Linked DNA regions of Homo sapiens: region 2 is linked to region 1. A link is a contact called in ENCODE Hi-C or POLR2A ChIA-PET data. All regions are on one chromosome and are shown on one strand. The core of a region is the stretch at or near the end of the contact, and the rest is flanking DNA. Distances in the headings are between cores, read along the strand shown.

Region 1 (5,213 bases), core at 1,650-4,149:
TGGAATATTCTCAGATCAAGAGGGATTAGAATGTATTCAGTTTGCAGATTTTGGATTCTCTGAGGTCTTTATATAAGTTCAGTGAGGGCTGAGATCTTTTAAACATTTATCAATGAAACCCAAGTTTTTACCAAGCCTCTACTATGCCCAGCCCATAGTAGAGGCTTGGTAAAAACTTGGTGAACTGAGTATCATTAATAGACTGGAGTGGCCCCCTCCCATGCCCTGCTGCAGGATGCTCTGTCAGAGGCTTCTTCTCAGGCATATGAGGCTCAGGGACACTCATCCCTGCCTGACCTCCTCGGTGGCTGACTCGTCATCCCAGATCCTGATCTTGCTGTCCCTGCCTGAGCATGCAGTGCTTCCTGAGGTTCCCCTAGTCTTCCCCATTTCTGCATCACCAGGGCTGAGCACAGCCCCTGGCACATAGTAGATGCTCAATAAATATAGGTTGGTTGATGGAAGGAGTCAAGCTCTCCTTGGCTCTATACCAAGAGCCAACCTGCATGGGCACAGGACGTAGCTCTTCACTTGGACCTGGGGGATGAAGGACTGTTGGATTCGATCTATTTTGTACAAATCTGGCTTCCCAGAATGTGAAACATGAGACTGGCTCCCTGGCTCACCATCCGCCTGCCTCTTCCCATTGCCAGGCTGAGAATCACCACTGGTGACAAATGCTGGACGGCCTGGCTGACAAGTGGTCCTGCGTGAGCAAGGCACTGGCAGCTCTGAGTGCCAAGCTTTGGCTTCCTGTGCATTTGGGGCTGCGCATTTGGAGAAGATCCACCACTTAACAGAGGGGAGCTGCTGGAGTGACAAGCAGCATCCTCACGCCAGGAGAGCTTCCTGCCCAGAACGTATGGTATATGTCCAAGGGCTCTCAAGGTACCCGAAGCCATGCCAGTTGCAATAATTAAGCAGTAAGACCCAAGCGAATAGGTTTGCTGTGGCTGCATGACAGCCAGATGCCTGGGGTGTGAACTGAGGCCCGCCTCACACTGAAAACTGTCTTGTTGCGACTATAAAATCGTCAGTGACAAATGGAAGGAATGATCGTGCTGGTGATTTGGTGCTAACGTGGCAGCTCACTCCAAGGACTTCCACACGTCATCTCCTCCACCCTGACAGCATCTCAGGAAGGCAGGAAGTTGGCCCGACCTCTGCCTTCCACTATCCAGATGGACACCCGCCACCTGGGGCCTGGGCCTAAGCCAAGTGCCTCCGCATAGGTGGACTTAATGTTCCTAATCCCCTGCCCAAAGCCCCATCTTTGCCCCATGCTTTTCAGGCTATGAGTACCAGGCCCTGGGTGAGTCATTCTCAGATGTCATCTATGTCAAGTCTCATAGCAGCTCTACTATGTAGGGTTCTATTAGCCCCATTCCACAGGTGAAAAAACTGAGGCTCAGAAGTGTCAAGTTATTTACCCAGGCCACAGAGCCAGTCAGTGCCAAGGAGGGAGTGCAGCCCAGCTCTGCTGATCTCTAAAGCTTGTGCTCTCAACTACCACAATTTCCTGCCTTTTTTAAACAAACAAAAGTGGGCGTTATAACTGGGTGTTGTATTTCCTGTAACAAAGTACCCAAACTATAACTGGGTGGCTTAAAACAACAGAAATTTATTATCTCACAGTTCTGGGGCTGAAAGTACCAAATCAAGGGGTTTGCAGGGCTGTGCTCTCTTGAGGGCTCTGGGGGAGAATCTGTTTGCTGCCCCTCTCTTGGCTGCTGGAGTGTCTGGCAATCTCTGGGGTTTCTTGGCTCACAGCTGGGCAACTCCAACCCCCCATCTTCACAAGGCATTTTCATGTGTGTGTTTTCACAAGGCCATCTTTTTATCAGGACATGAGTTGCCCTGGACTAAAAGCCCACCCTACTCCAGTATGACCATATTTTAATTTAACTCGTCATATCTGCAATGACCCTATTTCCAGATAAGGTCACACTCAGAGGTAGCGGGGATTAGGACTTCAACATATCCATTTTGGGAGGCACAGTGTACTCTCTAACAGATGTAATAATAGTTTAAAATCAAGATGGAACATAAAACAAAGGGGAAGTAACTTTGACTTACAGCTGGATGGATGTCACACAACCCCTAAGGGAAAGGCATGAGAGGTGGTTTCTTCCTTGGACTTTGCAAACACAAGTGCCAGCCCAAGGCTCCCCAGGGCCCTCTAGGGGAGTCCTGCTCAGAGCCAGGCCCTAGAAAGACTTCCTCAAGTGCCTCAAACCTCCCAGTTCTGCAACATCTGCTTGGGTTAAATTTGATGTATTGGCCATTAGCCGCCTCCCCAATGACCCCCTCCCCATGCCACCCCCTAAAAGTAACCCAAAACAAAACAACAACCTTATGATGGCCAGGATGGCTGTATAAACGAGTTTGAAGAGAAGAAAGAGGGTGACACACAGAGATTTCTCAAGAGCAGAAGGGAGGCAGAGACAGGCTGACTTATTGTTGGTGATAGAAATTCATCTTATTAAGGAGTAATGAACGGTTTTGCTTGGGAATTAATCACCAAAGCCTTCTCCCTGGAGTAAGAAGAAATAGAAAATGCCAGAATAAAGGCGTGCTGGAGAGGCTGTGATGGCAGCTCTAGCAGAGGCTCCTGATGGGGGCTGCACACTGAAATCATGTAGGGGGGATTTTAAAAAGACCCATGTTCAGCTACGCCCCAGACTGATGACAGCAGAATTTCTGGGGTGGGACTCAGGTATCTGTACTTTTCTAAAGCTTCCTAGGTGATGCCAATGTGAGGCCCGGGTTGAGAACCACTGAGCTAGAGGGTCGCATCTAGCTCCTTGACCTTCTCCACCGTGAGGCAGGGGCAGGTGGTAAGAGCAGCCCATCTGCCTGTCACCCTGCCGAGCCTTCCGTGTATTTCCTGCTCAGCTGGCATCAGCCAAGTGGACACTTCTTTCTGGGGTCTTTCATTTCTTAGCCCTGTTTCCTCTCCTCTGGTGTTGGGGTGAAATGAGAGATTCTGGAAACTTTGGTGAGATCATTTTGAGTGTCTCTTCTATATAGAAAGACCTATACCAACTGTAAAAACAAATTTTTTTTTGAGACAAGGTCTTGCTCTGTTACCCAGGCTGGAGTGCAGTGGCATGATCATAGCTCACTGCAACCTCAACCTTCCGGGCTCAAGTGATCCCTCCATCTCAGCCTCCTGAGTAAGTGGGACAGTGGGACTACAGGCTTGTGCCACCATGCCCAGCTTTTTTTTTTTTTTTTTTTTTTTTTTTTTTTTTTTTTTTTTTTAGACACGGGGTCTTGCTGTGTTGCAAAGCAGCTCTTGAACTCCTAGGCTCAAGTGATCTTCCTGTCTTGGCCTCCCAAAGTGTTGGGGTTGCAGGCATGAGCCACCATGCCCAGCCTAAAAACAGACTTCTACTGCAAATAAATTGGTACAGCAGCCTTTCCTGAGCCTTAAAGCATTCCAGTTCCCAGAGGGTAGGGGTTCAGCATGATATGAGACACAGTGAGGCCCAGGTGTGGGTGAGTGTCTGTTTCATTCCTTACTTGGTGATAAACACAGTTGAAAGCTTGATGGTTTCTGTTCATATCAAAATGTCCTCGGGTCAAAACAAGAGTAAAGCGAGTGTGTCGGAATGTCCCTGGTAACAAAATGACTGTGTCAAATTGACGAGAATCCTCTTGAGAGAGGCCTAGGGGACAACTGGAGGCCTGAGTCGGAAACAGCCTCTGCCAGGGGGCCGCTCAAATCCATATCCTTCTGCTGCTGCATAGACCAAGCTTGTTCCCTGCGATCTACCTGTTCTCGCTTGAGTCTATAGCCACATTGAGATAAATTGCACAATGGATGCTGATCGGGGGGATGTTTTGAGAGCTGGGTCCATGCCAACAACTCCAGAGTAAACTGAAGGCAGCCAGCTGGGTGGGCACAAGCCTTCGTAAACCAGATCAGCTGTGGCTGCAACAGAGTCTCTAGGGGTCATGAGCAGCCTCATTCATACCAAGGAAAACCTCGGGCCACATCTGGGCAGAGGTTCTCCCCAGACCCCCCACGGCCCCCGTAATGACAAATACTTTTTGTCATTTGTAACTTTCCTTTATTTTCCTGAAATAGATTTTTAAAAAATCCTTATATTACTCTAACATTAATATAAATAGAAACTATAAGGAAAGGAATTGATAATAATACATTCCACTTAAAAAAATATAAAGGCTCAGGCATGTCTAACCAGACAACCTAACAAGGAGCTCAGAAGCTTGGACATACGTGTAAAGTCACTATGAATGGGACCACAAATGCAGACTGAACTTTTCCAATCACAAGTCGGATGCCATGAGCGGAGCCGCTGTTGACATGTATTTCTGAAATTGTGAACAGCTCTTGGGAGGGTTCTGAAATAAACTTGGTAGTTGCACTTCTGAAAATTTCAGTTTATATTTAAACAGTTCAAAAATGCTTCGTGTTTTTATGTAAAATGCAGTTTGTTTCTAAGCTTAGATGATTGTAAACATCAATATCCCAAGGACTCGAGAAAACTCTTCATTGTGTGGGTGGTCCCTCACGTTTCAGGACGTCTAGTGTCCCTGGTGACATTCCTGCATTATGGCTTCTAGAAATGTCTCCTTCCCCAAATGGTAGTTCTGTCCCCGCTGGGAATCAACTTACATGGATGGTGAGTCTTTGCTTCCTAAACCTCAGTCTGGCGAAGAGCTTGGTGCTCGACCTTCATTTCACCTTCTTTTCTTCTTCCTCTTCTTCCTTTTCTCAGAGGGCACCAGCAGCTCTCTGGCTTTCTTGGGGGTGGTCAGCTCTTCACTCATGGTGGTCTCCTCACTTCCCTTCCCTGCTGCAGTGGAGAAGGCTACTTTCTCTTCCAATGACCACTGATTTTTATTTGATTACCAGAAGACAGCAGATCTTGTCTTGAAAATCTTGGACCAGTTCCCCAATGCTGTGCTAGACAACTTGTGAGTGGCACTCCCAGATGTCACAACCAACAATCTCCTGAACACCTTCTCCTTCCAACTCAGCAATTACTGTTAGTTCTACTATCCTTAGGTCTAGCAGTGTAGAAGTGTTCTTCCCCTAATTTCTCTGAAATAGACTAAATAGTGGACATGAAATTTCTGCGTGTATAAGAATGACCTAGAAAGTGTGCATGAATTTCAGATTCTCAGGGCTTGCCCCCAGAGATGTGAATCCAGTGAGTGTGGGAGCCTGCATTTTTAACAAG
Region 2 (4,566 bases), core at 1,574-4,073, 240 kb after region 1:
AGAGAATTTCTGGCACCTCTGCAGTTGAGAACTTTATGTGCCCTGCAATTAACAAGAGAGACTAAACTACACATTGCTGGTTGGTTAACTGGGTAAAATAAGATAGTCTTTAAACTGGAAAACAATTTTCCATCCTTTTCTGTAGAAAGTGTGCTTTTCAGAAGATATATATGTATATATTCATCACATGTATATTACAGACAAATAATCCTAAGTGTAGAATCTTAACTGAAAATATATGAATTATCAGCCAGGGGCGGTGGCTCACACCTGTAATCCCATCACTTTGGGAGACTGAGGCAGGCAGATCATGAGGTCAAGAGATCAAGACCATCCTGACCAACATGGTGAAACCCCGTCTCTACTAAAAGTAGAAAAAGTTAGCCGGGCGTGGTGGCACGCACCTGTAGTCCCAGCTACTTGGGAGGCTGAAGCAGGAGAATCACTTGAACCCTGGAGGCAGAGGTTGCAGTGAGCCAAGATCGCACCACTGCACTCCAGCCTGGCTACAGAGTAAGACTGTCTCAAAAAAAAAAAAAAAAAAAAAAAAATATATATATATATATATATATATATATATATATGAACTGTCGATATCCACAGGGTTATATCTAAGATGGTAGGATTATAAATGGTTTCTCCCTTTTTTTCTACTCTTCTGTATTTTCTATAGCAATTATGTAGTACTATTATAATGATAAAATATGATTAATTGTTAAAATGAACTGAGAACAAACGTGATTCTATGAGACATGTCTACAGACAGCTGGGAAACAGCCATGGGTGACAGAATCTGCTGTTACACTGTTACAAGGATAAGAAGTGGCCCAATTTGGGTGAAAAATGCTCACACCAAGGCCAAGAGACAGAGCAGCAGCAGGCTCTCCAGGTGAATTCTTCGCTGGCCAATGGCCCCAGACCGGCCTTCTCGAGGCTAACGTGTCATGGAGTCCAAGCTGGCACCATTTTTGTTGTGTCAAGCTCATTTTGTCTTTAATCTGAGCCTGCTTTGATGTGTTCAAATGAAATGCTGAGAATTTTTAGAGCAGAGAAAGCAATGAAGAGCCTGGCTCCCCAGTCTGTCCATCTGGATAGACACTTTGAATCCAGAAAGCTTCTGGCACCTTCACAGTTGAGAACTTTATGTGCCCTGGAATCAGCAAGAAAAACTAAACTATTTATCATAGGATATCTGGCCTGGCAGGATGAAAAAGGCGGTCTTCAAATTGAAGTAACAGGCTTACTTTTACTGCAGGAGTGTGTTTTGCAGAGGATATACTTAAAAGACAAAAATATTAATCCTGAGAATATCAAGGAGACTGCTAAGGAGGACTTTCACACTTTCATTTATTTGTTTATCACTCACTCATTCATTCATGCAGTTAATTAACCCCAGCTGGGTGCGGGTGTGTGGCCAGTCCTCAAAGCAGTGGTTCTGAAAGCATGGGTCCAGAACTAGAAGCACAGGCATCACCTGAGAACTTCTTAGAGATGCAAATTCTCAGAGTCAACCCCTAGACTGCAGAATTGAAGTCTCCAGGGGTGTGGCTCAGCAATGTGCATTTTAACAAGCCCTCCAGATGATTCCTGTAACTGCTAAAGTTCGAGGACCACAGGTGTTATGCATGGGTGTGTTGCAGTGGAGCTGGAAAGGAATTGCTGTTAAGTATTTCAGCTGGGCACAGTGGCTCACAACTGTGATCCCAGTACTTTGGGAGGCTAAGGTGGGAGGATTGTTTGAACCAGAAGTTCGAGGCCAGTGTGGGCAACATGGCAAGACCCCCATCTCTAAAAACATTATTTTTTTTTTTAAAAAAAAAAAAAAGGACAGTAGTGTGTGAGGTGGGCCTGGTGGCTCATGCCTATAATTTTAGCACTTTGGGAGGCCAAGGCAGGAGGACTGCTTGAGCTCAGGAGTTTAAGATCAACCTGGGCTACACAGTGAGACCTTGTCTCCACAAAAAATAAACAAAATTAGCCACGATGGTGGTATACACCTCTGGTCCTCTACTCAAGAGGCTGAGGTGAGAGCATCACTTGAGCCCCAGAAGTCAAGGCTACAGTGAGCTATGAGCCATTATTGTGCCACCACACTCCAGCCTGGGTGTCAGAGCGAGAGCTTATCTCTACAAAAAAAAAAAGAACAATAGTGTGTGGAAGAAGCTCATTGTTCTAGGGAAGCACAGAGTGCAAGGCAACTCCATCACCCCATGGAGAGGACTTTCCACAGCCTATTTCTTTGCACTGAATGATTCCACTCTTAGGATGAAATGTGCAGTCTTCTTGATCCAATATTGTATTGATTTGAAGTGTCCATTCCAAGTGGCTTCCAGAAGGAAGTAAAACAACTCAAATTAAAAAATATCTCCATTCTTTCTTGCTTATGTTCTTTGATCAAGTTGTCTTTGTGCTCTTATGAAATGGCTACAGCCCAGTCCTCACAGCCCAACATAAGTTTGCCAAAAGATACTCTGGGAATCCTAAATGGTTATCAATGATGTCACCTGATAGGCAGCATTAGATGTCCACACGATGCACTTAGAACAAACACTTCCTACATACAATGACACTCATTTTCTTTCGTTTTCCTCTTCTCTTCTTTTTTCCTCCCTACATCATCTTTAGCTGAGAAGGTAGTAATGCTGCAGACGAGCTCTCCTTATCAAATGTATCAGGCCTGGACACAGCTGTGTGGGAAGCAAGGCTGCTTGCGATGTCAGCCGCCTCCAGGATCTCCTGGGTCAAAAGGACTTATTTTGCAGTTGAATCTGTTGTGTCTCATGTTTTTCTGCTTCTCTGGAGAGGAATGCCCAAAGAGGCGTGGCTGAGAGGTTAACCACAGTTATGCAGACAACAGCTGGCTGCTTTTCTCATCGCTTCCTAAGGGTTTAATTTTGGATCCTGTCCAAATAGCTATGTTTTGGATAGAAAGTGGGAAAACAGCCCAATTGAGATTGCTTTAGTTGCCTATATGATGGACATCATCCTCATAGGTTTCAACTGGAGGCTTGAGGTTATGTTTTCAATGACTAATATATGTCTTTATTTAAATTCCATCACAGGAAAACCTAATACCTGCTAGTCACAGCTGTTGAAAATTGTATAACTACAGTCTACCATTAATCGAATGCTTGCAATGTGCTAGGCGTTATGTTGATATTTCCTGCTATAACCACATGTCAACTATCTAAAGGAGGTTTTATTACCCCATTTTGCAGCTATGGAAACTGAAGCTGAGAGAGATTAAGTAATTTGTTCAGGGTTATATAGCAAGTAAGTTGCAAGATTGGAATTTGATTCAGGTGTGTCTGACTCCACCCTGTTATGGCGTCTCTCTGATATCCCTGTAGTGAAGGGATAAAATGATGACATTCATTTGGTTAAAGAACACTGATTCCGTCTTCTAGAAATGTGCTCTGGCCAGGCTCAGACACAGCATTCTAGACCAATGACTGCATCACTGATTTCTTATCAGCCTAAAGCTGATCAAATTGCAGGGGAATTTACTGATAAATGATAGATTCCAGAGCTGGCAAACAGGTTTTTCGCGCCAATTCTGATTATTTTTTCATGCACGCATGAAGTGCTGTGTTGAGAAAGTGTCTGAGGCCACATGTGAGCCCAGGGGCAAGGTGTACTCTGATGGATAAGGTGACATCTGGCCTGGCATCAAGAGAGGCAACTACAGAGGATATGATAAATATTTTGTAATATTTGATATATTGAATTGGGTGCCAAGTGTCCTAAAATTTAGGCTCAGACCTTGAATTTAGATTTTATAATAATTGCCATTGAAAATTAAGTATCATAAAAATGCGCTCAGTAAAATGTGGTGTTACCTCATCAGTTCTGTGTGATGTGGGAGATGATGAAACACCACAATAGATTGGATTAGAATTGATGCAAGCATGCTTCATTCTAAGGAAACCTACACTCAAAAGATTACAAATTATGAGATTCTCAACCTTACAAAAGGATTACTGGGATGCTTTTAAAGAGTAACATCACCTCAGCACTACCCCAAACACACCCAATGCATGCAAAGAGTCTTTCATGATCCCATTCAAGATGGAAGAGGGAGTCAGAATAAGAAACTAAACTTGCTATTGTTGGCATATTGTTAATACTATCCAATGTGATCTACAGATTCAATGCAATCCTTATGAAAATTCCAATGACGTTTTTCACAGAAATAGAAAAATAATCCCCAAATTTGTCCAAAACCACAAAAGACCCCAAATGGCCAAAGCAATAATGAGCAAAAAGAACAAAGCTGGAGACATCACAGTACCTGATTTCAAACTATACTATAAAGCTACAGTAATCAAAACAGTATTGTACTTGAATCTTAAATTCAGCTGATTTTAAAAAGAGAGAGAGAAAAAAAAGTATGGTACTGGCATAAAAACAGACACACAGACCAGTGGAACAGAACAGAGAGCCCAGAAATAGATCTTTGCATTTGTGGTCCATTGATTTTCAATGAAAGTGCCAAGAACACACAATGAAGGAAGGGCAGTCTCTTCAATAAATAGTACTGAGACAACTGTATATCCACTTGCAGAA

Evidence for each region. Hi-C counts contacts between places; a loop is a spot of excess contacts on that map. ChIA-PET counts read pairs that join two places held with the same protein, here RNA polymerase II (POLR2A).
Region 2: a map of natural killer cell shows a loop between it and region 1 (5-fold over the local background). The contact joins two enhancer-like sites. A Hi-C loop is called at or near these places in 1 of 168 maps with a recorded cell type or tissue (natural killer cell). POLR2A ChIA-PET finds 5 or more read pairs at or near these places in 2 of 52 experiments (CD4-positive, alpha-beta memory T cell and activated naive CD4-positive, alpha-beta T cell).

Annotation. Positions count from the first base shown.
Region 1 is chr13:30,144,542-30,149,754 of GRCh38, reverse strand. No RefSeq gene overlaps it. Among named protein-coding and RNA genes, the nearest start is that of LINC00384, 5.9 kb to the left of the region's middle. RefSeq lists an enhancer at 3,301-3,730. Within about 2 kb of position 2,899, at least 3 of the 41 ENCODE cell types and tissues checked have a DNase peak (open chromatin) inside an H3K27ac peak, as active enhancers do; they include natural killer cell, where a contact is called at or near this core.
Region 2 is chr13:29,900,733-29,905,298 of GRCh38, reverse strand. No RefSeq gene overlaps it. Among named protein-coding and RNA genes, the nearest start is that of LINC00297, 15 kb to the right of the region's middle. Within about 2 kb of position 2,823, at least 10 of the 41 ENCODE cell types and tissues checked have a DNase peak (open chromatin) inside an H3K27ac peak, as active enhancers do; they include natural killer cell, where a contact is called at or near this core.